Linked DNA regions of Homo sapiens: regions 2, 3 and 4 are each linked to region 1. Evidence: chromatin contacts called from ENCODE Hi-C or POLR2A ChIA-PET data. All regions are on one chromosome and are shown on one strand. The core of a region is the stretch at or near the end of the contact, and the rest is flanking DNA. Distances in the headings are between cores, read along the strand shown.

What was found. Hi-C counts contacts between places; a loop is a spot of excess contacts on that map. ChIA-PET counts read pairs that join two places held with the same protein, here RNA polymerase II (POLR2A). Pooled maps may share reads with other maps.
Region 2: a loop to region 1 is called in a pooled map, with 2.6 times the contacts of the local background. The contact joins the enhancer-like site here to the promoter of LINC01991 in region 1. A Hi-C loop is called at or near these places in 1 of 168 maps with a recorded cell type or tissue (psoas muscle) and 9 of 50 pooled maps. POLR2A ChIA-PET finds 5 or more read pairs at or near these places in 3 of 52 experiments (CD4-positive, alpha-beta memory T cell, Panc1 and activated B cell).
Region 3: a map of CD4-positive, alpha-beta memory T cell shows a loop between it and region 1 (2.5-fold over the local background). The contact joins the enhancer-like site here to the promoter of LINC01991 in region 1. A Hi-C loop is called at or near these places in 1 of 168 maps with a recorded cell type or tissue (CD4-positive, alpha-beta memory T cell) and 8 of 50 pooled maps. POLR2A ChIA-PET finds 5 or more read pairs at or near these places in 3 of 52 experiments (Panc1, activated CD8-positive, alpha-beta memory T cell and activated naive CD4-positive, alpha-beta T cell).
Region 4: a loop to region 1 is called in a map of B cell, with 5 times the contacts of the local background. The contact joins the enhancer-like site here to the promoter of LINC01991 in region 1. A Hi-C loop is called at or near these places in 5 of 168 maps with a recorded cell type or tissue (B cell, CD4-positive, alpha-beta memory T cell, OCI-LY7 and 2 more) and 8 of 50 pooled maps. POLR2A ChIA-PET finds 5 or more read pairs at or near these places in 1 of 52 experiments (OCI-LY7).

What each region holds. Positions count from the first base shown.
Region 1 is chr3:187,972,601-187,979,024 of GRCh38, forward strand. LINC01991 (long intergenic non-protein coding RNA 1991) reads right to left here and starts at 3,807. Exons shown (of 3, transcript NR_135538.1): 1 at 3,726-3,807.
Region 2 is chr3:188,342,283-188,348,706 of GRCh38, forward strand. The region is part of intron 3 of LPP (LIM domain containing preferred translocation partner in lipoma); the gene reads left to right. Among named protein-coding and RNA genes, the nearest start is that of FLJ42393, 170 kb to the left of the region's middle. Within about 2 kb of position 3,140, at least 4 of the 41 ENCODE cell types and tissues checked have a DNase peak (open chromatin) inside an H3K27ac peak, as active enhancers do.
Region 3 is chr3:188,320,524-188,326,947 of GRCh38, forward strand. All of the region lies in intron 2 of LPP (LIM domain containing preferred translocation partner in lipoma), which reads left to right. Among named protein-coding and RNA genes, the nearest start is that of FLJ42393, 150 kb to the left of the region's middle. Within about 2 kb of position 2,713, at least 4 of the 41 ENCODE cell types and tissues checked have a DNase peak (open chromatin) inside an H3K27ac peak, as active enhancers do.
Region 4 is chr3:188,242,194-188,248,617 of GRCh38, forward strand. All of the region lies in intron 2 of LPP (LIM domain containing preferred translocation partner in lipoma), which reads left to right. Among named protein-coding and RNA genes, the nearest start is that of FLJ42393, 67 kb to the left of the region's middle. Within about 2 kb of position 2,363, at least 4 of the 41 ENCODE cell types and tissues checked have a DNase peak (open chromatin) inside an H3K27ac peak, as active enhancers do; they include B cell and OCI-LY7, where a contact is called at or near this core.

The sequences.
Region 1 (6,424 bases), core at 2,557-5,056:
ACGTCATCATGTTTACTTTTTTGTCCTGCCTGCCAGGAAGCTCAGTTTATATTTCATGCTCAGTTGCAGTAACTACACCAAGCCTTAGAACATAACACATTGGCTTTCTCGCTATTGTTCTAGTTTTATCTTCTTATTTGCAGTGTAACATCCCATTGCATGTCCCGTATATTGAAAGCTGCCTCTACTTCTCTCTGGTAATAAAAAGTATGTATGTTTTCACTTGATATTATTAAGTTAAGGTTGAGCCCTATTTATTTCAAATATTTTTAAGGCTCCCAAAAAGCAGCTTTTTTTTTTTTTTTTTTTTTTTTACAGTCTATGACAGTGGCTATTTTTTCCCCAGATAAAAGAGAGAAAATTAAACAACAGCAACAACAACAAAAAAACCCACCCTCTTTGGAAAGGGAATTGATCCTCAGGGACTAGTTAGAGCCAAAGGAGCCAGAAGCTTATAGATCATTACAAAAAGCTAGAGCCATTGACTCAAAAAGAGCATCCGAATGGTATGAGGAAGAAAACCTGAGCAGATGAGTTCCGACCCAGCCCCTCTCCTACTTCTCAGCCAAGTGGAACGCTTTACTCCCAAGATGAGGTAGGGCCATGACGAAAATAGCATCAGAGAGGGTTTGAGTACATTTCTTTCAAGTTATTAAGAGATATCCTTAACCTTAGAGAAAAAAAAAAGTCATCATCATGATAATTTTTATCATTTAACAATGCCCTTGAATCCATTATCTACCTGAGTCTTCTCCAGTGTTCTGATGGGTAGGTTAGGGCAAAAACTGCCATCGTTCATACTTCATAGATCCATATATTCCCACATAATGTCACCTCGGGCCACTTTTAGGAAACACCTATCAAGCTGGGCTTACTTCCCTTCATTAAGATCATTCACAGTTATGAAAGTAGAATAACAAGGCTGGGCGCCGTGGCTCACACCTGTAAAACCAGCAGTTTGGGAGGCCGAGGTGGGTGGATCACCTGAGGTCACGAGTTCAACACCAGCCTGGCTGGTGAAACACCCTCTCTACCAAAAATACAAAAATTAGCTAGGTGTGGTGGTGGGTGCCTGTAATCCCACCTACTTGAGAGGATGAGGCAGGAGATTTCCTCGAACCCGGGAGGTGGAGGTTGCAGTGAGCTGAGATTGTGCCATTGCACTCCAGCCTGGGCAACAGAGTGAATCTCAGTCCCAAAAAAAAAAAAGTATAATAACAAGAGCAAATGATATTACCTGATTTTTGCCCTGCACTTTCAGATTCTAGAGCACTGCCACCTCCATCATAATATGTGACCCTCACAGCCATCCTCTGAGGTAAGCTAGGGAGGATTTATTATCCCCATTTCACAGATAGAAAAACTGACACTCAGAGATGTGCAGTAACAAGTTGCGCTCCCTCTTAGCTGCCTTTGTAGAGTTAAAAAAGGGAACATGGAGACCATGTGCTCCTGGATGTTCCTCCACGGAGCCCAGCAGCTTTGGAATCCTCTCGAGCTTTCAGGAGGAGCCCCTACTTCAGGCTTCAACAGCTCATTTACTGGCATAGTGAGATGCTAATGATAGAAACCACCAAATGGACAGTTTTAACTAATCTGACTTCCCCCTTCACTAATGAATGCAGCCACTTTGTCCCACAAAATCAGTAGTGGGTTAGAACCCCTTCTTTCCTTCTGGTAGAATTCACCTGCCTCTGGTTTCATCAGCCAAGAGGCCTGAGAGCAGCCAATCAAGAAAGCAGCAATCAAAGTAATTTTTAAAGGAGTTGATGAAATTAAGAACATTGGGTTTTATTAAGCCAGGTCCAGAAGACCTTCCTAGCTGTGAGACCTCATGCAAGTCATTTCACCTCCCTGTGTCTTACTTCCATCTGAAAAATGGGTCGAAAATAAGCCCCGTCTGACTCACCATGTAGACTAGTTCTAAGATCATAGTTAGGTGTTATTAGCACCTTGTAAATATGTTCTCAGAAGGCGAGGGGTACTCAGTTCTATCCATGCAGGAATTTCCAAACATGTAACTCAAGGGGCAGAGAGGTAGCCTAGGAAAAGCATGGGCCTCATGGGACACAGACTACTAGGTGTGGCACGTGCAGTGACGCCTGCATTGTGGTGAGAAGAGAGACACAGGGATGCCACAAGCAGCTACACAAGACCCCTTTCCACATGTACCCAGGCTGACAAAATCACCAGAAAATACAAGCCTTTAAAAGAATCAATTAGTCCCACAATTTTATTCCCCAGGGAAGATAAAATTTACACGCTTCCTGTAATCAATCAATCCCACAAACCTCTTGAAACTTCAGTCAGAAAATTTGCAAACTGCTAAGCAATACACAACTTTTTTTATAGGTGGCAGACTAGAGGTGGGAAGGGAACATCAGGCTCTTTGATACATGTAAACGAAAACATGTTGGTCTTTAAAGAGTTATGATGAACTCTCGGTTTTTCAATAGGAGACTAGAATTTTAAAATCATAGACAGTAGAGCCAGAAAACCTCTTAGAGGCCATTTTCTAATGTATCCTCCCCCCACCCATTTTACAGAAAAGGAAACTAAAACTCAGACAGACGTGACCTGCTTCCAGTTATACCACAAGGTAAAATCAGATAAAATCATGAGCTGTGTCCCTTTCTGCATTTAACTCAGCACACATTTACTAAGCACCAACCAAATTCTTGCTGAAGAAACAAAGATGGATAAGTCGCAGAATGCATCTTCAAGGAATTCAGAGTCCATTAGGGAGACAGACATATAAGCAGATGATTCCAGCACAGATTGGCATGTGCTATATTAATGATACAGAGTGCTATGAGAATACACAGAATTGGGAGTGGCTAATTCTGCCTGGGGTTGCCAGGAAAGTCTCCATCCAGGAGTGGGCATTTGAGTGCATTGACAGATAGAGTGGAAGAGCATTCCAAGCAAAAGGAAAAGAGTGAACTAAAGCAAGGGGACGGGAGAGAACACAGCTTGTGTGGAAAGCCCCACACAAATAGTTTGAAACAGCTGGAGGGTTTATAGAAGGTGCTGCAAAACCACCTCAGGGGATGTCACTAGGTCACAGCTGCCACCCTCCACCTCATTTGGCATGCTCCCTGGGGCTACGGCCTGTGTCCACCTAATGGGCCAGTATAACACCTGGCCAAGTGCCGATGGCATGGTGGGGCTTAATGAATTCCCTTTGAAGATGAGAGGATTGTGAGGGAGAAAAGAATTTGCCACTCAAGTGAGTCAACTGGAACGGAAGGTGTGTCCTGGCTTCTGAGACCTAGCACTCTGGCTGGTTGACCAGACAGCCGAGGTCACCTCCCCTGGGGCCACAGGGTTCTACTTGGGAACATCAAGTCTTTTTTCAGCAAGTTGTTCCTAAGCCACAACACTCTGGCTCACCCCCTGCCTTTGTAGTTTTACCAGTATAATTGATCCCAGAGCTCGGTTTCTGCCATACCCCTTGGTTTCCTAGGGAGTGATGATATATGCAGGCCTCCTTGGAGCTGCAGCACAGCCCAGGCCTCCTGGGGGAGAACACGGAGGGATATGTAAGAGGCAGACATAAATAGTCTTGCACTGCAGTAGTCATCCTTTTGGGTGCTCTGAGCTTCCTGTCCTGAGCTAAGATTTTCCTCTGGGGTTAGCTGAGGCACAGAAAGATAAACAAAGCTTTAAAGTGACTCCCCTCATTGGAAAGCTACAAGCACTTCCAAGACACCATTTTTTCCTACCTTCTGATAAGCGTGTCTAGGCTTCCCATCATCACACCCTGTGAAGAATCCGTAAGGTGTGTATGGGAAGAGGAGAGACCACTTGAGTATGAGACGTCTTTCAAGTGCCCTCCCACATATGCTAGGTCTACAAAATGTCAAAACAGCCAGGCAAATCATGCCAGGATTCATCATGGCAGGGGGAAACCAGTCACCCCTGATACTCACCATTGAGCAGCCCAAACAACTCTTAATGACTAAGGTTTTTTCCACTTACACCTGGTTCTTTTGCTTTCACCACACAATCGTGTTAGCAAATGAGATCCTTGAGTAAGCAAAACAGGTCCTTCACCGATTATCTTGTAAAAACACATTCCATATCCTACTACAGATATTTAGAGCAAGCAACATTTATTCACCTAGGTTTTTCAAAACACGCCTCCAAGCCATTTTTACCATGTAGTTGCTATGATCTGAAAAATCAAGTGTGTGCACAAGCAGGCAGCCAATGGCTTGCGAGAGAAGGATAACTGGGCAAAGAACAAAATTAAAAGCAAGTCACAGATGCAGAAAATGCACTTACAATTTATGTAACTGGATTAGTACCCAGAACACAGGAGGAAGAAAATTCTACACATCCATAAGGAGAAAAAAACATAGAAATAAATGATCAGTCTATATCAACAAGGAAAACTCTGAAAAGGAAATAATCCTAAAAGAAATGGAAAGATGCTTAACTTCACTGATACTCAAAGAAATGCAAAATAAAAAATTAGGAGATGCCATTTCAGACCCATCAGATTGGCTAAAATTTTAAAAGTCGGACAACATGAAATGTTTGACATGATAAAGCAATGACAAAACATGTAGACACTGATGATAGGACTGTAAATGAAAAAAAGCCATTTTGGATAGAAATTTGGCAATATCTATCAAATTTGAGGTTTAGTAGACCTTATATCTTAGCAATTCCACTCTTGGTATACAACCAAGAGAAGCTCTTGCATACAACCAAGAGAAGCTCTTGCATACCTACATAAAAAGCCTTGTATTTAAGAGAATTGTTTTTAAAAGAAAAAAGTAATTTAAAAGTTCATTAGTAGGAAAAGGCTTTATAAATTGTGATACATTCATATGAAGGGATATTATATCAAATTTAAAGTGAGTGAACTGAAACTAACGTATCAATATTGATACATCTAAAATAATAATGTTGAATACAAAAGCAATTTTTAGAATAATCAATATTATTCATGCAAATTTTAGTAACATGAAGTAATACTATATATTGTGTTGTACACATACTTACGGAGTAAATCTACCAAACATGGACAGGACAGACGCATACATCTTTGAGACGGTAGCTATTCTGGGGAGGAAGGAAAAGGGCTGGAAGGAGGCAAGCGACAAAGGATACAGTTATTTTTGGATTTCGCTTCTTTAAAAAGCTGAACCAGGTATAAGGAAATGTTAACATTCTCAAAAAATCATGGTGGTGGGAATGTGAATGTAAGGGTCAGTATAAGTTAGGTTTTGCTGCAATAACAGAAACCCCAAATCTCAATGGCTTAAAAGAGCAAAGATTTCTTTTTTTATTTCATACATTGTAGGTTGGCAGAAGGTGCTGCTTGTTGTTGCCACTCAGGGACCAAGGCTGACAGAGCAGTCACCACCTCCTTGCTGGCAGCTGCACCAGAAGGAAAGAGAGAGCAATTACATGCTCCAGATTGGAAGTGACACACGCTGTCTCCTTTCACAGCTAAGTGGCCCAGACTAGCACCTGGATTTACCTTGCTCAAGGGCCAGGAGTGCAATTCTACCATGTTCCCAGAAATGGAAAGAACTGGAAATATTTAGCTAACAGCGTGAAACTTCACTACGATGGATGTTTGTTACAGTACTTGTCATCCTTTTTTACATGTTTGGATTATGCTTCATATTTTACACAATGGGAAGAAAAGCCCTGGTTTTTAAATCAGGAAGGGTGAGTTTTAGTCTGAGAAACAGAAGGTGAAAGAGTCAGTGGGTGGTGGACAGCAGTGGACAGAGGCTGTCAGTCCCATATATCTGCCTATTCCCAGGCCTGTCTCCATGACTGTAATATCCACAATGATGCTGCAATTATCCCTTCTCCAGAAATGCATGTCCATGTAAATGACCCCAAGCAGGTTGACCTTCTTTGCTTTTGTTTCTATCCACTGAGGCTGAGTAGGCAATAGGAACCCTGATACAAAGAGATGTGGTATGCAGGTCACGGATTATAAGGTCCAAAGACTTCACTAAGTCAGTCCCAGCTCTGCCACTCACACTTCCTGTCACCTTGGGCAAATTGCCATAGTGCCCATGTCTATTTTCCTCCTCTGTAAAATGGGCATAACAATAACACTAAGTCTCTGAATAGTTGTGATAAACAAATGAAGTATGTAAAGTGTTTTGTAACTGTAACGTGCTGTACAGAAGGTCACTGTTACTAAAGACCCAAATTTCACTGCAAGGGAAGCCTCAGTCCAGATTTACATTTCTGGCCGACAATGACTCACACAACTTCCTTCACCAGAGCCACCTGGTTGACAAAATAGACCCAGGCATCATTCTGTGGTCCAACTACTTGAAGAATCTATTGATTTCCCCTTGCGAAAGTGAGTCTGGGAGCGGGGATTAAGCATTACTGCAGATTCCCCAGGGGAGAATAAAGGGAGAGGCTATGATTCCTGTGAACA
Region 2 (6,424 bases), core at 1,890-4,389, 370 kb after region 1:
CTTGCATCCATTGTATCTGAATGCCACTCTCCTGGGGGACTGTTGGGAATGACACCAATCCTTGGCAGAAGAATACATTTGTCTTGAGTTTGCCAAGAAAATGGAGGCCAATGGAGAAAAAACATTTAAAGGAAGCATCATAGTTGTAAAATTTACCAGATGCGATTTTTCTCCTAAAGTCAACCTGCTGAATCTGTACCTTCTAATGAGCTCTACTGTGTTTTATGTAATGTAACTTAACCAAAAAGAGGTGAAGTAGTCAATATGTAGAATAGTAACTTTGTAGAAGATTTGATATCATTATTTAGAGTACTATACACATGTATTCTGCTGAATATTTTGTTAATTCCTTTGGTATGTTATATCTATGACCTCGAACTGCAACCATGACTTCAGTTGCACAGACCTTTGAGAAGAATAAAATTGGTTGGTATTGCCCCAAATTTGTAGGACTTAGAAAATTTAGAATTGAGAGGAAATTAAGGTGTCAGGTTTACATGATTTTCAAAGCTAATATCATATATATATAATAAGAACACGTGCAGACAAGGTAGGTTATGTATGGACTATGAAATTTCTGTAATTAAACCAGACATAACAGCCACTTAAGTTATTTAGATTTTCTTCTCATTCCTACAAAAAAAGAACATTGTTTTTATTTTTATTATTATTTATTTATTTTTCAAGTGGAATATAAGCTAGTTTACCCAGGAAGTTTTTTATTTATTTATTTACTTATTATTTTACTTTAAGTTCTTGGATACATGTGCAGAACATGCAGGATTTTTACGTAGGTATACATGTGCCATGGTGGTTGCTGCACCCTATCCACCCATCATCCAGGTTTTAAGCACCGCATGCATTAGGTATTTGTCCTTGCCTTGCCCTCCACCCATCAACGGGCCCCGATGTGTGATGTTCCCCTCCCTGTGTCCATGTGTTCTCGTTCAACTCCCACTTCTGAGTGAGAACATGCGGTGTTTGGAAGCCATCATTCTCAGCAAACTAACACAGAAAAAGAGAACATTGTTTTTAAAAAAGGTAGTAGCAAAAAATGTAAGAATGGCTCCTGTCCACCTTTTATTTCTTTTCTAGTCCACAAAATAACCCTGCAAAAACTTATTTCTAATGTTTTATTTTTACGGATAAATATATCAGAAAAGAATGTACTGTAGATACCTACTATCATAGTTTTTGACAGCTCTGTGAGGCAGAGATCTAACTTGTTCATTTAGAAACTGCAGTTATCACACTAACCTTCCCTCCGATGCCAATTGTTAAATATTAATAGAATAAGCTTTGAAAAGTAATTAACTGTATCCCCTGTCCCCACAGAAACCCATCTTGAAACTATCAAGAGGAGTTTTAAGCAAGCCCTGAAAGGTTACAAAAATTACTCTCAAGAAAGAGGAATTTTCTCTCTTTCTCTTTTCGTTATATTTTGGAGGTGGGGAATGGTAGAGAGGGAATGATAGAAACCTCTCAAGTAACCTTTGGGAGGTGGAGAAGTAAATAGTCTGGGAGCATGCTGTAGAAATTTAAAATAATCCTGTGGCAATAATTGGTATCAGTGGCAGTAATGAAGAAAGAATAACAGTTTCAATAAATAATTAGACTTGACAGTAAATGTGTCAACAGGTACCCACTTAATGAGTGTAATCATTGTTTTTCTCTGCTCTCAACGTTGATCCACTGACTGCGGTGTGTTCTCTGTCCCATTTCCAAACCAAATCTATTTAAAGCTGCACTCCACGGAATCTGCAACAGTATACCCTGTTTACTATTTAGAGCTGATACCTAATGTTCTTTAATAGGCAAGATCTGTACTTGAACGAGAACAGGCTTCTGGCCTCTTGTAGACGGTTGATTATCCCTGTTTTCCACAGGGTGATTCATTAGCAAGGATGAATAATACCCAATTAAATCTCATGGACTTGTCTATATTGCCAGAGTGAATTGTTTATTATAATTTGGTGGAAACAGTCCTAGTCTGCTTTAAATAAAATTAATCAGTTACCGTTTTTTGAAGTGGAGGTAGAGGCAGTAGTTATAAGTGAAATTACCTCTGTAATAACCTGAATAGAATCACATTGTTTTTGGGAGCAAAGCAGTATGTTGTATGTTATGTGCACCAGAAGCCATGAGAATCCTTTTCTAATCCCAGCTGTAATGTCACCTGGCTGTGTCACCTAGGCAAGTCACCTTCCCTCTATGAGGTCTGTTTCATCATCTAATGACAAAGTTGGACCAGTTGATCATGGCATTACTTCCGGTTAAATGTTCTCTTATATATGATTTTATTTCCTAGCTAGTCCCTTCTCTCTCCTGGTGCCATGTTTCCAAAATCATAGGACAGTCCTATGACTCTACTGCACAGCCACTGTGGAAAATTAGTTATTTTTCTGCTTAGCTTTTGCTTCTTTTACATACCAGACATGCAGTTAATGACTTTTATTATATATACTGTAAGAATGGGCATTTATACACCGGTAGCGGTAGTCCCTTACCCCAGCAACTTGCAATTCCTTGTTAGGAAAGAAAAGCTGTTTTCCTCCACATTTCTTTACTCTGTGACATTGTTCCCTGATCTGGGTCTTATGAGAGGATCTGGTAAACTTCCCCCCTATTAAGACCGTTAGGAAGAGGTGGATGCTTCTTCCATTATTTGATTTTTCCAGAGCAAATCACTGGATCTGTAAAGGAGATCAGAATGTCAAAGCCAGAGGGGACTTCACGAAGTAATCTAAACAAATTATTTCATGTCACAGATGGAGATTTTAGTGTCTGGGAGGGAATCTGATTTGTCTAAAGTGTTTTTGACTGATCTTGGACTAGAATTCTTCTGACTACATAGTTGTATCTTTAAGTAGAGAAATCTTTTTCTATAAACTATCCTTTCACTTCCTAGTTCTTAAAAGGCCATTATCTTCCAGGCAAAACCAATTTCATTTTCAGCATGGGGATGTGAGATGTCCTTAAACATAAATGGACTCCAGGTATCTTCATTAATTTCATGAAGACATGGCACAGAGGGTTCCGGCTACCTTCTGCTTTCCGTGTTTATTAAAAGACTGTGGATTCCCTTGCAGTTCTTCCTGTAAGAGGTTGTTTGACGCTGACATCATCACTCTCCTCCACCCGCCTCCTGCCCTTTTCTGAATCAGTGAATTATAGGAATCTGAGAATGAGCTCCTGTTTCCTGCACATTGTTGGGGAACATTAAAAAAAAGAAGACAGATGAGGGATTTATAAGCAAGAGGACAGAAGAATAATAGCCAACACAATGAAGTCTAGTTCAAGGCCTGCGATTCCCAATTGCTGGGCTACACAGCATTAATAGCAGTGTCTCTCACCCTTTCAGACCCTTCTCTCTTATTTCAGACCCTTCTGCCTTATTCTTGTGGGGATGGGCTGGGACTGAGAAACAGCTAGTATAATCATTGCCAAAATGAAACTCACATGTACATGGGGGCTTCCAGGTCTGGAGAAGAGTGTAGTAATTGTTACCCATCCGATAGAAGGTGCTTAGAGACCACTGGACCTAAGCACTTACCTGGAACCTCACAGTACAGAGGTTCAAAGAGTAGAAATCAGTTGACTGAGTCTGAGGTTCAAATCCTGGCTCTAATTAATTTGCTATGAGTTTAGTGAATGCCTAACTTTCCTCTGAGCTGCACTTTCTCCATCTGTGAGATGGGAGGAGGAGGGTGGCATAGATGATGTCAAAGGAACCCTCTGATTTTCATGAGTCTCAGATTTGCCCAAGGACCTGCAGCGAATGTGCAGCCAAGCCAGATCTTGAATTCAGAGCCCCTTTTTCTGGTTTGAGATGGTCATCATTATAAGTTCCACTACCCATACTTTCCAAACAGTATGTTTGCAGCTTTCAGCCTTGTTTTATTAAATCTACTTTTTCTCTTTTATTTGACAGTCCCTTTCTGTCCAGGGACCTGCCTAAAGTAGCAAATCTTTTTTTTTTTTTTTTTTTTTTTTTTGAGACGGAGTCTCGCTCTGTCACCCAGGCTGGAGTGCAGTGGCACGATCTTGGTTTACTGCAGCCTCCGCCTCCCAGGTTCAAGCAATTCTCCTGTCTCAGCCTCCCAAGTAGCTGGGACTACAGGTGCACACCCCCACGCCCAGCTAATTTTTTTTTTTTTTTTTAAGTAGAGATGGGGTTTCACCATGTTGGTCAGGCTGCTCTCAAACTCCTGACCTCAGGAGTCCACCCGCCTCGGCCTACCAAAGTGCTGGGATTACAGGTGTGAGCCACCGTGCCTGGCCTAAAGTAGTAGTTCTTAATATACGTGTGTGTATGTGCGTGCACACGTGCATACACATGATCCTGTGTTTGGGGCAGATGTGAGGATTATGGAATTTTCAGAAACTCAGATGAATTTATGAAATAGTTGGAAAATGCAGAACTCCAGAAAATGCTATCAACAAGTTTAGGAGGTTTGTAGATGCTCTGAAGGCCATCCATGAGTTAAGCAAAAGTTTTCATTCTATGTGGGAAGTATGAGATGACATTTGAGTGGCATACATTTCCTTTTGCTGTTGGATTTTCCCCGTAGTCACCTATTGTTATACTCTGAGTGTTAGGCTCGTTTTGTAGCATGACTTTTGGCATGTATGTATCTCAAACTATTGAGTGATATTTTAATATTGAAACTCTTATTCTACTTCATTCATTCACTCATGCATTCAAATTCAATTTTAATTCAGAATTTGCTAAATGCTAGACATCTCAATACATTATTGTATATAATCCTATAAAATAGAAAATTGCTAGGTGCTCAGAGAGGTTGAGTAATTTGCCCAAAGTTTTACAGCTAATAAATATAAAATCTGGATTTAAATCCGGATTTACTCCAAAATATGTGAATACCTCCAGAGATAACATTGAAGACAAATAGAGACAATGATGCAAGTTCATAAACCATGGAAATTTCTGGTAGAAAATGGTAGATGGGCCCCAGAGGAATACAGAGAATGTGTACTATGGGATTTTAGGAAGGGACAAGATCATACATTATGAATTACTTCATATCATAATTCGTTAACTACGTGTTTATCTGGCTCCTTAAGAAAGAATAAAAAAAGCTAGATAATCATATGAAACACATTATGCATAACTCAGTTTTTTTCTTGTTCTTCAAACTTCTGTCAGGTTAGTGCTCTCAATATCTTCATTTGGTAAGTGAGATGAGGAGATGAAGAGTAGTTAGGGTCATAGTGCCCTGATCATACTGAGTTTTCACCTAAATAGGAATTTCAGTGCTTTGGGTCATCTATTTTGTTCCCCTCCTCCCGGCCTACCCCCCCATTATATTGAGCTTGAGACTTTTAACAGAGATAACTTCTGACCACGCACAGATCAGCACAAATGCAGATGTGAGCAGCTAGAATTTGGATGCTGCCAAATTGTGATGACTGCCACATGTGTGAAGCTAAAGCTTAGCACCTGATGACCCACTGTGAGTGTGTGGGGGGGCCAGAAGAGTGAAAGGCAGGTCAGAGATGGAAGACGCCTCGGAGTTTCTCAATGGCAGTACCTTCACCTTGCAGATGCAGAAATGGAGGTGGTTAGAAGGGGTAAGACTTACTAAAATTCACACAGCAGGTTAATGGCTCTCTGAGAATAATGGCAAAACAAGAACAAGGCTTTATACCAGCAATCTACAGTAGTATCTACTTTTATTTCCTACCTTTCCGTTGGCATATACTCACACTGATAGGCTTGACAGGCAGATAAACCTGTATTTGAAGGTCAGCAGGATTAGTTGTGTGGCCTTGGATAAGTTACTTGATTTACTTGGGTCTCAGGTTTGTTGTCTGTAATAGAAACCATACCCTTTTTCTTTTCTTTCTTTCTTTTTTTTTTGAGATGGAGTTTTGCTCTTATTGCTCAGGCTGGAGTGCACCGGCATGACCTTGGCTCACTGCAACCTCTGCCTCCTGGGTTCAAGCGATTCTCCTGCTTCAGCCTCTGTAGTAGCTGGGATTACAGGCATGAGCCACCACGCCCAGCTAATTTTTTGTATTTTTAGTAGAGACAAGGTTTCACCATGTTGGCCAGGCTGGTCTCAAACTCCTGACCTCAGGTGATCCACCTGCCTCAGCCTCCCAAATTGCTGGGATTACAGGCATGAGCCACCGTGCGTGGCTGAAACCATACCCTTTTAACAGGACTATACCAGTGTACTGTTCAATATACAGAAATACTATCACCCATCTGATTAATAATCCTTATCACAGCCCAATGAGACAGGCACAGATGTTCTGCTTTTCAAGATTCTATTTCCTAACTTCATCTTGACAGTTGTAAGTCTCTTGCTTCTCAAAGTTTGGTCTGAGGACCGGAAGCATCAGCATTACATGGGAGCTTGTTAGAAATGCAAATCTCAGATCATACTCTAGAACTTCT
Region 3 (6,424 bases), core at 1,463-3,962, 350 kb after region 1:
GCAGGAAGGAGTAAGAAACGGAACTCGCCCATTCCTGACAACTAATCCTTTTCCTTTCTAAGTATGGCTTAGTGGATGTCAGCCATTCACTGTTCAGGACAGGATAGGGATGAGGAGAGAATTCTTTTTCATTTGACAAGGACATTGAATTTTCCTTATCCATGGATCAAGACTAGAAGGTATGGAGAGGAAAAGGGCTTCTCATCTCTTTCTTTCAGTAGCTTCATGCACTGATGCATCGTACTTACTGAATGTTTTACCTTCTCTGTGCTCTTCTCAGAGGATGCACAGAGGATTGGGAAGAGGAAGTATTGGTGACTTGATCTAGAAAAAAGAGATTGTTTCAAGCCACAAAAAGTTTGAGGGTAAAATCTCAAGTCCTGTGTGTGATGAATCAGTAGAAAAGGTATCCCAGTGGCCAGTGTGAGTAAGCTGTCATATTTTCGGTAGTAATCCTTGGTCCTGTTTGATTTTCCTCATCCTCACATATAAGATGGAGCCATTTCTCCCTCTGGCGTTTGCCATCACAGTGTCCTGCAGTCTCTTGGTCTTGAGATAGAAGGTTGAGAGAAACACTTTGCAGTATTGGGAGAACTGGGTCTGCCTGTGGGAGTACTTGTATCTCAATCAATATTACAGAACTTGGCTCCTTGTTTCCAACAAATGTTTTGCTCTGTTCTCATCCTGGGAGTTGAAGGTTGAGGCGAGGTGGGAGATGTGCTGTATAATATGGCAGCCACTAACCACATGTGGCTGTTGAGCACTTGAAAGGTGGCTAGTGCCACATGTTGAAAAATAATATTTTGGATATATTTGTAAAATAATTTTTTTCAATGAGCCTTTTGAAATGTGGCTACTAGAAAATTTTAAATGGTGTATGTGGCTCCTATGATAATTCTATTGGATGGTGCTGGCTTAGAGCCTGGGAAGAACATGGATCAGAGTCAATTGACCTTGTGTTCTCCCCTGAGTTCTAATAATATTGTCATTAAAAGGAGAAGCTTCAACAGCCATAATTTTCATTTTAAAAAGTCTAATTCAGAAGAATTGGCTCATTTTATATTATTGCTTGGACTGGAGAAAAATCTGACATTTGGTATTTTCATAATTGAGAACATAACTTGCTGACTTAAAAAAAAAATCACAACATTTTGTGCTTGGCCTTAGGTACCAGCCTTTGAGCTCTTTGAAAATAGGGATTGGGTCTTTTTCTCTTTCTACCATCCTTTTTCCCCCAAAACCACACACTAACACGTAGAAGATGGTTAACTGGCATTTGTTGAAAACCAAAATAACTTTAAATAGAGAAAACTTTGTGAAGCTACCTTGTATTTATGGTTGGAAGAGTGAAATACCTTTATAAGGCATCCCATTTTCTTAAGATAGCCAGCAAAAATGAAGAACATTGATCCAAGTGTTTATTTACTTATTGATTTAATTACCATTCTCATCAGGTGTCCCTGTCATCTCAGCTTATGATAAGGAATCTTTTCAAGATGCTTCACCTCATCACTCTCTAGGTAAAGGGGGACAGAAAAGGATGCTGCTTACATATACGAATCCCCATCTTTGCTCAGATATTATGTCTAAGGGCCTAAGGACTGGATAATCTTATTTTTTCTGTGGCTTGATCCTTTCCAACATTTAATCTATGGAGGTTGTGAGGATAACAATGAAAAGGCAAGTTTAAGCTTGGACTGTAGATACTTTTCACTGGGTGGTTTTATTTTATTATGCTTCATTGTGAACCAGAGCCTCTGTGAACATATGACTTATAGGCCCTCAGGCTTCCACTGTGTCCCTTTCCCTGATTCGTCCTTCTTCACTGCATGCCCTGGTGTTGGGTGAGGGAGCAGGCTTTATGTGATGTCATTTTCTCAGAGCCCTGAGCTGGGAAATTCAAGAGTCTCCATGATTCCTAGTTAGGCATGGAAGAGACCCTAACTGGTCCCTCAGGAACATGTTTGGTTGGTCAGAGGTAACTCTTATAGAATCTATGATGGCTTAGTCGTTCACTCTTCCTAGAAAAGACCTCTTTAAAAAGGCCTTTTGGTTATATACGGCCTGAGTTTTAAGTAATATTTGCAATGTTGATTCTCTGGTAGAAGAGAATGAAAAGTTGTGAGTGCTCTTGGAAGAGTGCCGGACAGCTGTAGTGATGGGAAAAGTATTGGCCTTGGAGTCAGACCTGTGTTTACTTCCTGGCTCTGCTATTTTCTAGTTGTATGACTCTATGCAAGTAACTTCTCATCTCTGAGCATTAATTTCTTCACCTGTTTGACATAGACAATGTCTGCCTCACAAAGTTGTGATATGTTAATGTATGTGGGATACCTATCTCAGGACCCAATACTTAGTCTTTATAAAACACTAAATGAATTGGTTTTCTCATGTATGTCTTATGGTTTTGCTGGTGATGGACCAATAGTCATCTTCCATCTTCACTTTAGAGGTGGGGGAAAAGGGCATTAGAGTGATTGTGTGGTAAAATCCACTCTAATTCTAGCTGTGAGAAAAAGAGCGGTGAAAATGTGGTAAGCAATTGCTTCTAAAAAGCTTGGACTAAAAGCGCTTGATGGATTTGTGCTGGCTTCCCGGTAGACTCATCTCTGTACTGCCCGCACAGCACAATTAATTGTTGTTACTAGAGAAGGAACAAATAAAGAAAAGAGAGAGAGCAGACATAAAAACATCCTTTCATCTTTCTGAAGACAGTCCCCTTTGTCAGATCAGTGGAGCTGTACCTGTGAATCACCTTGGGAAAGCACAGTGTGGGTAACTAGAAGGAAGGTCTTGTGGCTCATTTTGTACCCACTTCCTGGGCTGGGGAAATATCTAAACTAACCTTTCTTACTTGTCAATATCTACTACCGTTCACCATGCATCTTCACAGATGAGGGCCTCTTTCTCACATCTTCACTCCAAACACATTACTGTGTAGACAGCCACTTATTTTCTGGGAAGAAAACTTTGCAAAGCAGTAGCAGAATAAAGTCGAGGGTAAACAGAGGCCATGGAAAAGCACTAGAGTTTGAGTGCAGAGACATGAGTCTGAGCATGAGCAGTGAATAGCTCATGAAACACTCAAGTTGCATTCTCCTTATGTGGAAATAAAATAAGTCATGGTTGTTCTATGCACGTGGCACCTGACCTTGGGTCCTTATTGCTATGCTGCTAGAGTCTATGAATCAAGATTTGCCAGTTGTGATCTTGAAATTTAGTCAGATTAAAAGGGAACTCTGACTTTGAGGGTGAATGCCCCAAGTGGGCATCTTATTCTCCTATGGATTCAGCTTGTTAGGCAGAATGGAAGTGGAGGTCATAGATTTTAGGGTTTTCTCCTGGGATTGAATCCAGCTGAAGCAGGAATGATTCTGGGTGAGCTATATAACGTCTCTGAGCATTAGTTTGTCATTTTCTTACATAGGAATAGAGTTATTGCCAGATTTGGAGATAGTACATGTTGCAATGTGGTTGACACAGAATAAGCTTTCAATAAATGATTGGTATTGTTGTTGTTGTCGTTATTATCTATAACTACAATAATTTCCCTAGCCTTATTTTATAGGGATAGGTTGTGGCAACATGAAATGTGACTTGGAAAACTGATTTGCACTAGATAGATAGAAACCATGTTTTTCTATCTATATAATGAACAATGTCATTTAAGAAAGCTTAGAGGCAATTCCACCAGCACCATCTTCTTTTTTATTTCCATTCCTAGATTATTTGCCCTCAAGTCTTTGGTAATTTCTTTTTGCCACATCTCTTGAATGTTTCTTCTTTACTATATTCCATCTATTATTACCATAAGTCCAACGTTCATCACCTCCTGCTCCACTGTTGTTCCTGTCTCCTGGCTCTCCTAGAGCCTTGGTTCTCAAAGTGTCATTCACAGAGCAGCAGCATCACCCGAAATGCGTCATCTCAAGATCTACCAAGACCTCCTGAAGCATGAGGCATGTTCACCCCCGTGTTGTAGGACCTCCATATAACTCATTTAACTACTTCTCCTGCTCAGAGTACATGCTTGGCCAGTGCGTGTTTGTTCTGCCTCCAGAATGTTTTCTGACTCTGATTGCTATCATTACTTCTTTTGAATCTACCTAAATTCAAGTTACCATCCATTGCCATGACTATGGCAATAGTCTCTGAAATTGTCTTCTACTTTTATGGTTTCCCCTTGTGGCCTTTTTCCACACCATCTGGAGAGATCTAAAATTGTTGGTCAGATCATATCACACCCCTCCCCTTAAGCCATACGGTGGCTGCTGTAGTATCTGCAGAAGGTCCCTGACTTATGATGGTTTGACTTACAATTTGTCCACTTCACACTGAGTTTATCTGGGTGTAACCAACCCCATAGAAATCAAGGAGCATCTGTAGAAATGTTTGAAAGGCCCTTTCATGGCCTGCAAAGCCCTGTGAGATGACTCTATGTTCTCTCCTTTTTTTTTCTTTCTTTATTTTTTTTGAGATGGAGTCTCGCTCTTGTCTCCCAGGCTGGAGTGCGATGGTGCGATCTCGGCTCACTGCAGCCTCCACCTTCTGGGTTCAAGCAATTCTCCTGCCTCAGCCTCCCGAGTAGCTGGGATTACAGGCACCAGCCATCACGCTCGGCTAATTTTTGTATTTTTAGTAGAGATGGGTTTTCACCATGTTGGCCAGGCTGGTCTCGAACTCCTGACCTCAGGTGATCCACCCGCCTCGGCCTCCCAAAGTGCTGGAATTACAGGTGTGAGCCACTGCGCCTGGCCTCTCTGCTTTTTTCATACCACTCATCACTTTACACAGTAATCTGTAGACACACTGACCTTCCTTTAGCCCTCTGTATAAGCCAAGCTTTTTCCCACTTGATCTTTCTCTGATTCTGTGCAAAACTGGCTTGGAAGTATCTTTCAAGGCTTAGCTCAAATGTTAAAGCCTTACCTAGCTCTTCCCCATTCTTTAGCTAAAGTAGCACACATACCCCCCTCCCCATCATTCTTCTGTCATTATCTTGCTTTATAGTCTACAAAGCATGTATGGTTCTCTAAAAGAGTGATTACCATGCTTTTGTTTTCTTTATGTACATTGCAAACTGTTTTGGTGAGAAATATTTTAGTAATAATAATAATGGTGAAGATTTAGTGAGTGTTTGCTATAGGCTAGGCACACTGTATGGTAAATTAAATAATTTAATAGATCATTTATTTGGATTATTTCATTCTATTTAGCTGATTATATATTTATATTTTTTGTGTTCCTCTTGTTTTAGGATATCAGCTTCTTGAGAGCAGGGTCCATGTTTGTTGCATCTGTATCTCCGCCTGTAGAAGATTCTCTGGCATAGGGATTTTTGTGCAGGAAGTGTTTATTCAGGAACTGAATGGATCTCAGAAGATTATCATTTGGGAATAGATCTACATGACAAGAAAGAACAAAGAGTCTCTCTCATTCTTTTTCCCAGATATATCCCGGGAGAAAATACCCTCGACTTTTTCTTATCTTTAATCTGAGAAGGAAGCAGTTGTTGGAATCTGATTTAGGATTGGCTCTAGTGGCCCTGTGTGCAGACACAGATCTTGGGATTCATCTGACCATTTGGGGAGAGAGGTTCTTGAGGGGCACCTTGATGATAACGAGTCTTTCTAAAGCTTTAAGTTTGGCGTTTGAGGTGGTTGGAAATACCAGGTCTTCCGACTTTTACGTTCTTTGTGCGCACGCTGGTGATGTGCGTATGTGAACCTTTATTATTATGGACTCAGCCAGCAGTAACCATGGTGAGTAGACCTATCACACAGCATTTTTCTGAGTCAGTTTAAAATGCTGACAATTAAATATACCGTACTCTTTTAAGCAATCCATCAGTCTCTCTTGTTGTCATGGTGACCGGAGTATATTTAGAAATGTGACAAGTACACTGAGTTCAATTGCACTTTTGCCAAAACATAGTTTTGCAGCTAAAATTGAATTTCCTGATTGAAGATCCAAGTGCTGTTAAGGGGGCATGATCGTTTCTATACATTATTCTGGAAGTATAACTTAACGTTATTCTGTTAAATCCACAGTTACGAGTCTTATCAGGTATTGATAGTTAAAGTGGTTGTACTTAAAGTTGATGAAATAAAGTGAAATAAAAGTGACATGATGCTTTTTCTATTGAAAATGAAACTGGGCCTTACTAATATAACTAGTTTAATGATTAGTTTCTTTATATATTTATAAAGACATTGTAGGTATGTACCTGTCTGTTCTTCAGAATTATATTTCTAATTTAAAATTATATATCATGGAGATCCTCCCCTGTTTCCTGCTTGTATTCTATTCTTAGTATTGTGAGGGCATTCTTTTTTCTTTGGGTCTGACCTCTGTTTGATAAGCATTCTTATTTTTCCTCAATCTCAATTCTTCTGGATTTTAAATGAAGTAAAGAGACACAATG
Region 4 (6,424 bases), core at 1,113-3,612, 270 kb after region 1:
AACATGGGTTATTTTTTAGCATGGCTAATGGCTAAACTTGATTTCTACTGGGTTTGTTCAACCTATTTCTAACTTATAGGTAAAAGCCTGCTTTTTATCCTCTCCATCCTCATCACCTTTTTAGTTGTGTCTCTGCTTGATTCTTCTTGCATTCAGGTCTATATTGTATTATAAAAAGAAAGAGAGAGACAGAGAGAGAGAGAGAGAAGGAAAAGAAGAAGGAAAAAAAAACCACACACATTGAATGGGAAGGCAGGAGAGTAGAGCTCTGACCCCAGCTCTGTCATAGCCACCTGTGTGACTATTTGCAAGCATTTTCATCCATTCAACAAATACACACCAGGTACTGGAGATACAAAACTGTGAAAGACACGGTTCTTACCCTCACCACTTACAGTCAGGAGTAGAGAGTTAGGTACACAAATAGAATGTGAAATCACTTCTCCTTTCTGGGTCTTCATTTTACAAATGCAAGAGCCAGAACTGGGCCAGGTGATCATCAAGGTCCCTTCTGAGGCTAACATGCCATCATTCATGCAAAATTCATTAAACATCTGATAATCACTTACCTAAGTGAAAATTAGCAAACATTTCCCCTTTCTCCTTAGTTTGTAGGGGATGATATTGAAGACGAATGAGGCGATGTCTACAAAATGCTTTAATAAGCAAGTTGGAGAAAGAGATTATGTAAGTTTGAGGCATTATGATTAATGAAAAATGAAAACAAGGGCTGATGTTTTCAGAGAGAGAACAGATGGTTCCTTTGTTCAGAATTTGAGTATAAAAAAGAGAGGAAGAAAAGATACTTGCTATATTGTTTAGGCCCTGAATGTGAGTAACTTTAAAATGCCAAAACAATCTGGTTAGGAAAGTCCCATAGATTCAAAATAGCTCTTACAGTGATCAAACTATAATTAATATAACAAAAAAAAGACAGAAAAATACTAATAAGAAATGCCACAGTGACAGCTGACACAACCTGACAAAAACTCCTATTTTTACAACAACTCTAGAAACTTGATTTTTTCTGTTCTCAGGAGTTATACCACACTGTAAAACAAACTAGTGAGAACCGATTTAAAACTGTTTCTACCGTTCCCCCTACCCCTCAGGTTATTTTAGTTTCCCATGACTCATAAAGGAAATCTTCAGGATTCACAAGAAATTGGCAATTCTTTTCCATCTTTGCTGTTGAGTATTGATAGGAAAACAGCATAGTTTGGGGCAATTTAAGTAGAGAACAAACCTCCGGGGGCTTGGGGTGGTGTCTCAGAAGGCCGGATCTGGGAAGGGCCTTTGAAAAGCTTGCACGGAAAGCTGCGAAATAAATCGTTTCTTTTTCTCTTTCTTTACGTTCTAAAATCTCGTGATCTGTTTCTACAATACACAGGCTAATTGATGTTATCCTTTTGGCATGATTCTTGCTGTCCTGGGGTCTATCACTTGCAGGCTATGAGAATGAGGCCATAGACCACCACACTGGCAGCACTGAGCAAAAGGTGCTAGACCCTTCTGAGTTCAGGTGCTGTGTAACTGGTGCTGTGATTGGACAGGGTGACTAACCTCAGTCTCTCTGGGTGTAATTTCTTCACTGTGGAAAGAGGAGGCTAACTAGAAAGTTCACTCTGACACTAATCTGAGTTCAGGTCCACATCTTTTTTTTTAATTAATTATTTTATTTTTAAAATTTTTATTTTTTTGAGACAGAGTCTCGCTCTGTCGCGCAGGCTGGAGAGTAGAGGCACAATCTCTGCTCACCACAACCTCCACTTCCCGGGTTCAAGCGATTCTCCTGCCTCAGCCTCCTGAGTAGCTTACAGGTGCCCGTCACCACGCCCGGCTAATTTTTGTATTTTTAGTAGAGGTGGGGTTTCACCGTGTTGTGCAGGCTGGTCTCGAACTCCTGGCCTTAAGATATCTGCCTGCCTCGGCCTGCCAAAGTTCTGGGATTATAGAAGTGAGCCACTGCGCCCAGCGCACATACAATTGTAGGAAGGCTGAGAATGGCTTTTAATTTGGGAGCGTTTAAAAGCAAACATGCTTCCTCAAGACAACAGTAACAAAAAATTGACATCGTTGAGGTGGGAACTTCTTTAATGCTACCTGAGCCTCTTGCTGAAATGGTTCTATGCAGTTTTGCATAGCTAGGAGTGGTAAGCTCATTCACAGACATGGAAGAGGCAGAGTGGGCTTAGGGAGAGGCACCAGTCTAGTGGTCCAACTTGGGTTCTGGGTTCCAGTCCTGCTTCTGCTACTAACCCCATGAGACCTTGGAATGCCCATCTCTAAGGTTTCTTTCAGAGCTGAATCACTGTTTGGTCTGTGATTCATCAAAGCAATTAGAAGACTATGCCTCTCCTTCAAGACCAAGACTTTGGTCAGAATACTCCCTAGGGACTTTCTCACTGTGTGTGGCACTCTTCTCTATTAGACGCTTTATTCATTCTCCATTGTATTAGAGTCAAAAGTATGATTGTTTGTTGTAGAGGTGCCTTTTCCGTGTCATCTCTGATAATCTACCCCTCTCTCTCTGAGTAACCTAGGCTTTTAAAACACATCTCCTTTGGCTTAATCACACTGCCTGGTGTCTACTCAGCATTATGTGTTTGTTGTCTGCCCTGAACTGTGAACTCAGCCATGTCCTGCTCATTTCTGAAGCCTCAGCATGTACATCGGTATCTGGTTCATGGTAGATTTTCAATGAATCTGAGTGAATGAATGATGGATGAATGATTTTGTATCTCCTTACTAGGCATATGTTCCTTGAGGGCATGGACCGTGTCTAATGGGTGGCTACCTAGTGTCTCATTCTTGGTCCGTTGTTAGTGGTGATTTTTGTCCTCTTCTTTGCACTCATCATTCTAGGCTTGTATTAGGGTAAATTGTTAGCATAATTCTGCCTTGTTTCCCACCCTGCCCCCGCCTTTTTTTTCTTTTGAAACAGAGTCTTGCTCTGTCACCCAGGCTGGAGTGCAGTGACACAATCTTGGCTCACTGCAACCTCTGCCTCCCGGGTTCAAGCAATTCTCCTGCCTCAGCCTCCCAAGTAGCTGGGATTACAGGCACCCGCCACTACGCCTGACTAATTTTTGTATTTTTCATAGAGACAGGGTTTCATCATGTTGGTCATGCTGGTCTCGAACTTCTGACCTCGTGATCTGCCTGCCTCGGCCTCCCAAAGTGCTGGGATTACAGGCTTGTTTGCTTTTAAACAGTTTGTGGGCAGGGATGGTATTTTCTTATGATTCTATTCCTCACAGATCCTGGCCCAGAGCCATTAGCAGAGAAAATTCTCAGTAGATGTTTGCTGACCTAAACTTCATTCCACCACCTTTGCCTTCCTTTTGCCTTTTCACCTCCTCTTAGAAGGTACCTTATATGATAATGTCACCTATGCAATAAAGACCACAAAGTAAATTTAATAAAATAGAAGGCATGCTTCCCTCTTTTCTAACCCCACACTTTTTTTTTTTTAAGATCAAAATAACGTTGCATTTGTGTGTGCCCTGCTTTTATTTATTTATTTCTTTTGTAGACACGAGGTCTCACTATGTTGCCCAGGCTCTCTCCAACTACTGAGCTCGGTGATCCTCCCACCTCGGCCTTCCAAAGTGCTAAGATTATAGGTGTGAGACACCACACCCAGCCCAGCCCTGCTTTCACAAAAAACAAAATAATGATGAATATATTGTACTACCCTCACTGTTTTCATTTGTCTGTGAATGCTTTTTATTTTATCAGGAAAAGGAAAAATTTCTGTTTCTTGACTGTAATTGTTGAAATGTATTTTCAAAGTTTTTTACTTTATTTTTGGACTGATACCATAAAATCGTGTGAAATGATGTGAGGATTTTCTAATGGAGAAATGACTTAGAATATCCCTTGGATGTCCTATCTGCTTTTTAATTGTTTTATCATCCCAGACATGTTTCTCTATTCCTGTCTATTCTTTTATCTGTAAAATGAGGTTATTGAACTAGATGCTGTCTACAACTTTTTTTTTTTCTTTCATTAACATTAAATCTCTGGTACCTGAGAACATTGGGATCAGGCTGATATGTCTAGGTGTCTATTTCTTTGGTCTACCCTTCAAGTAGGAATGAAAACCCATAGAATTTCTGTAATTATCAGCCTCAATAACTTTCTAAAGCCTTTAGGAAGCAGATACCCTGCAATTTATCTCACTAATTTGTTTGTGATTAACACTCTCTGCCCCTTCTCATATCCCAAGCTCAGTGTTTTGATATTTAATTACAGGGAATTCTTTCCTCTTCATAGATGATATAGCAATTGTATTTCATTTCTCTTATCTGAAATCTCTGCTGACTTTCCATGTCTTATGAATTTAAATAGTCTAAATAGGGCATGAGATCTTAAATATTCCTTCCAGTTTCTACATTTTCTATTCAGCAACAACATTTTCCCTGGAAAAGGGTGAAAGCCTGTGAGTCCCCCACAGGGCAGGAGCACTGAATACACCCACATTTTCCTACCATCTGACATAGATGAGACACAAAGTAGGGACTCAGATGATTATTTAACTGAATCAACTGGATTCCTTAATTCTCACAATATTATCCTTCCTAATTTGTAAATAGGGAAATGGAGGCTTAGTCACACAAAATATCTTGTTCGAAGTTACTAATCAATTAAGTAACTTAATAATTTATTGACATCTGAGGCATTTCTCTCTTTCTACAGCCTCAGACCAGAAATGATGGGATTTCAGCCTTCTTTTCTTAGAGATTGGTGAGCCAAGACCTGGAGAGAGAACTCTGGTTGTCTTAAGTCACCCAGATGAACTATTAATAGAAAAAGAATTCTACTCAGTCAGTACTTAAAAGCTTGACATGTTTGTGTGGAGACCTGTGTGTGACTGAGTTCAGATCACTCTAATTTCCTGGGCCTCACTTGACCCATCTGTGAAATGGGGTAATGAGCTCTTTTCGGCATGAAGGCAAGGAACTGTCCAGAAGACCTCTGGAGAATTCTTCTTACCCTGAGATCAAGGGTTCTGTGAGTAGTACAACTCACACCCAAAGTCTTAGTTGCAGGGCACTTTAGTGGGAAAAAAAAAAAAACGCTGAGGCTATTTTTAGAGCCTTCATCTGGTTATAGACTAGTTGGTAGGAGAGCAATACCTTTGAAAAGTTAAGAAATAGTTTTATACACTGTGTTAAGGATGTTGTCAAAACTAATACTTGTGTATGCAAAGACTTTAACATTTATTAATAATTTTTTCTATAGATTGGTGAAATTGGTTTGTAATTTTTGTCATTTCACTTTTGTGGAAATTGAGCAAAAGTGAGAGATAAAATGATGTGATCAGGCTGGGTGCGTTGGCTCATGCCTGTAATCCCAGCATTTTGGGAGGCCAAGGTGGGCGCCTGAGGTCTGGAGTTCAAGACCAGCCTGGTCAACATGGTGAAACCCTGTTTCTACTAAAAATACAAAAATTAGCTGGGCATGGTGGCACATGCCTGTAATCCTAGCTACTTGGGAGGCTGAAGCAGGAGAATCGCTTGAACTTGGGAGGTGGAGGTTGCAGTGAGACGAGATTGCGCCATTGCACTCCAGGCTGGGCGACAGAGTGAGACTCCATCTCAGAAAAAAAAAAAAAAAAAGATGTGATCAATATCAATCTAAGGACACTGTAAAGCAGCAGAGGATTGACGATTTTCCTAAGACTTAGTGGATGTAGAAGAGTTTAAAATATTCTAGCCTAGTGGTTTGCAAACTTGGCCACATATTAAAATCTTCAGAGGAACTTTATGCTACAATGCTCATCTCAGTCACAGTGTCTGTGGGTGAGACCCAAGCTCAGTTACATTTTAAAGCTCCCGAGAGTTTAGAACTATTGATCTAGTCTTGATTTCGTATCAATTTCTCTGATGGTATCTTGCTTGACATCTTACTTACTGGGCTGCATTTTTGTGCTGTGTCTCCCTGACACCCAAGTGAAAACTGCTGGATGAACCGAAAATTCACCCAAACAACGTGAATGTAATGGAAACTCTTGAAAAGGCTTACAAGCCTTGAAGTAAATGTTGGGCGAAGGGAGCGAAAGGGTTAGCGTTTTTTTGCATTGGGACCTGCCTTCTTTTTATGCTTCTAGGAACGTTTAAAAATGAGAGCAAGGAATATATTTCATTGCTTTAATTGTTCAAGGTCTTTTAAAAGCGTGTGCAATAAAATGCCTTTTAAGATAACTGACCTTTGTATTTTAATGCTTTTTGGAAGGGAACAATACCTAGTGTTCAGCTGCAGTATAACTTTATATATATATATATATATATATATATATACAGTCAGCAGAGCTTGTTTTGGAATCAGAGGGCTGAGGGTTTTGCTGCCTTCCCAGATATTTTACCTGTTTCTGTTTCAACATCAAGTTCCATTCAGTTGATGTTTCTTGACCTCATAA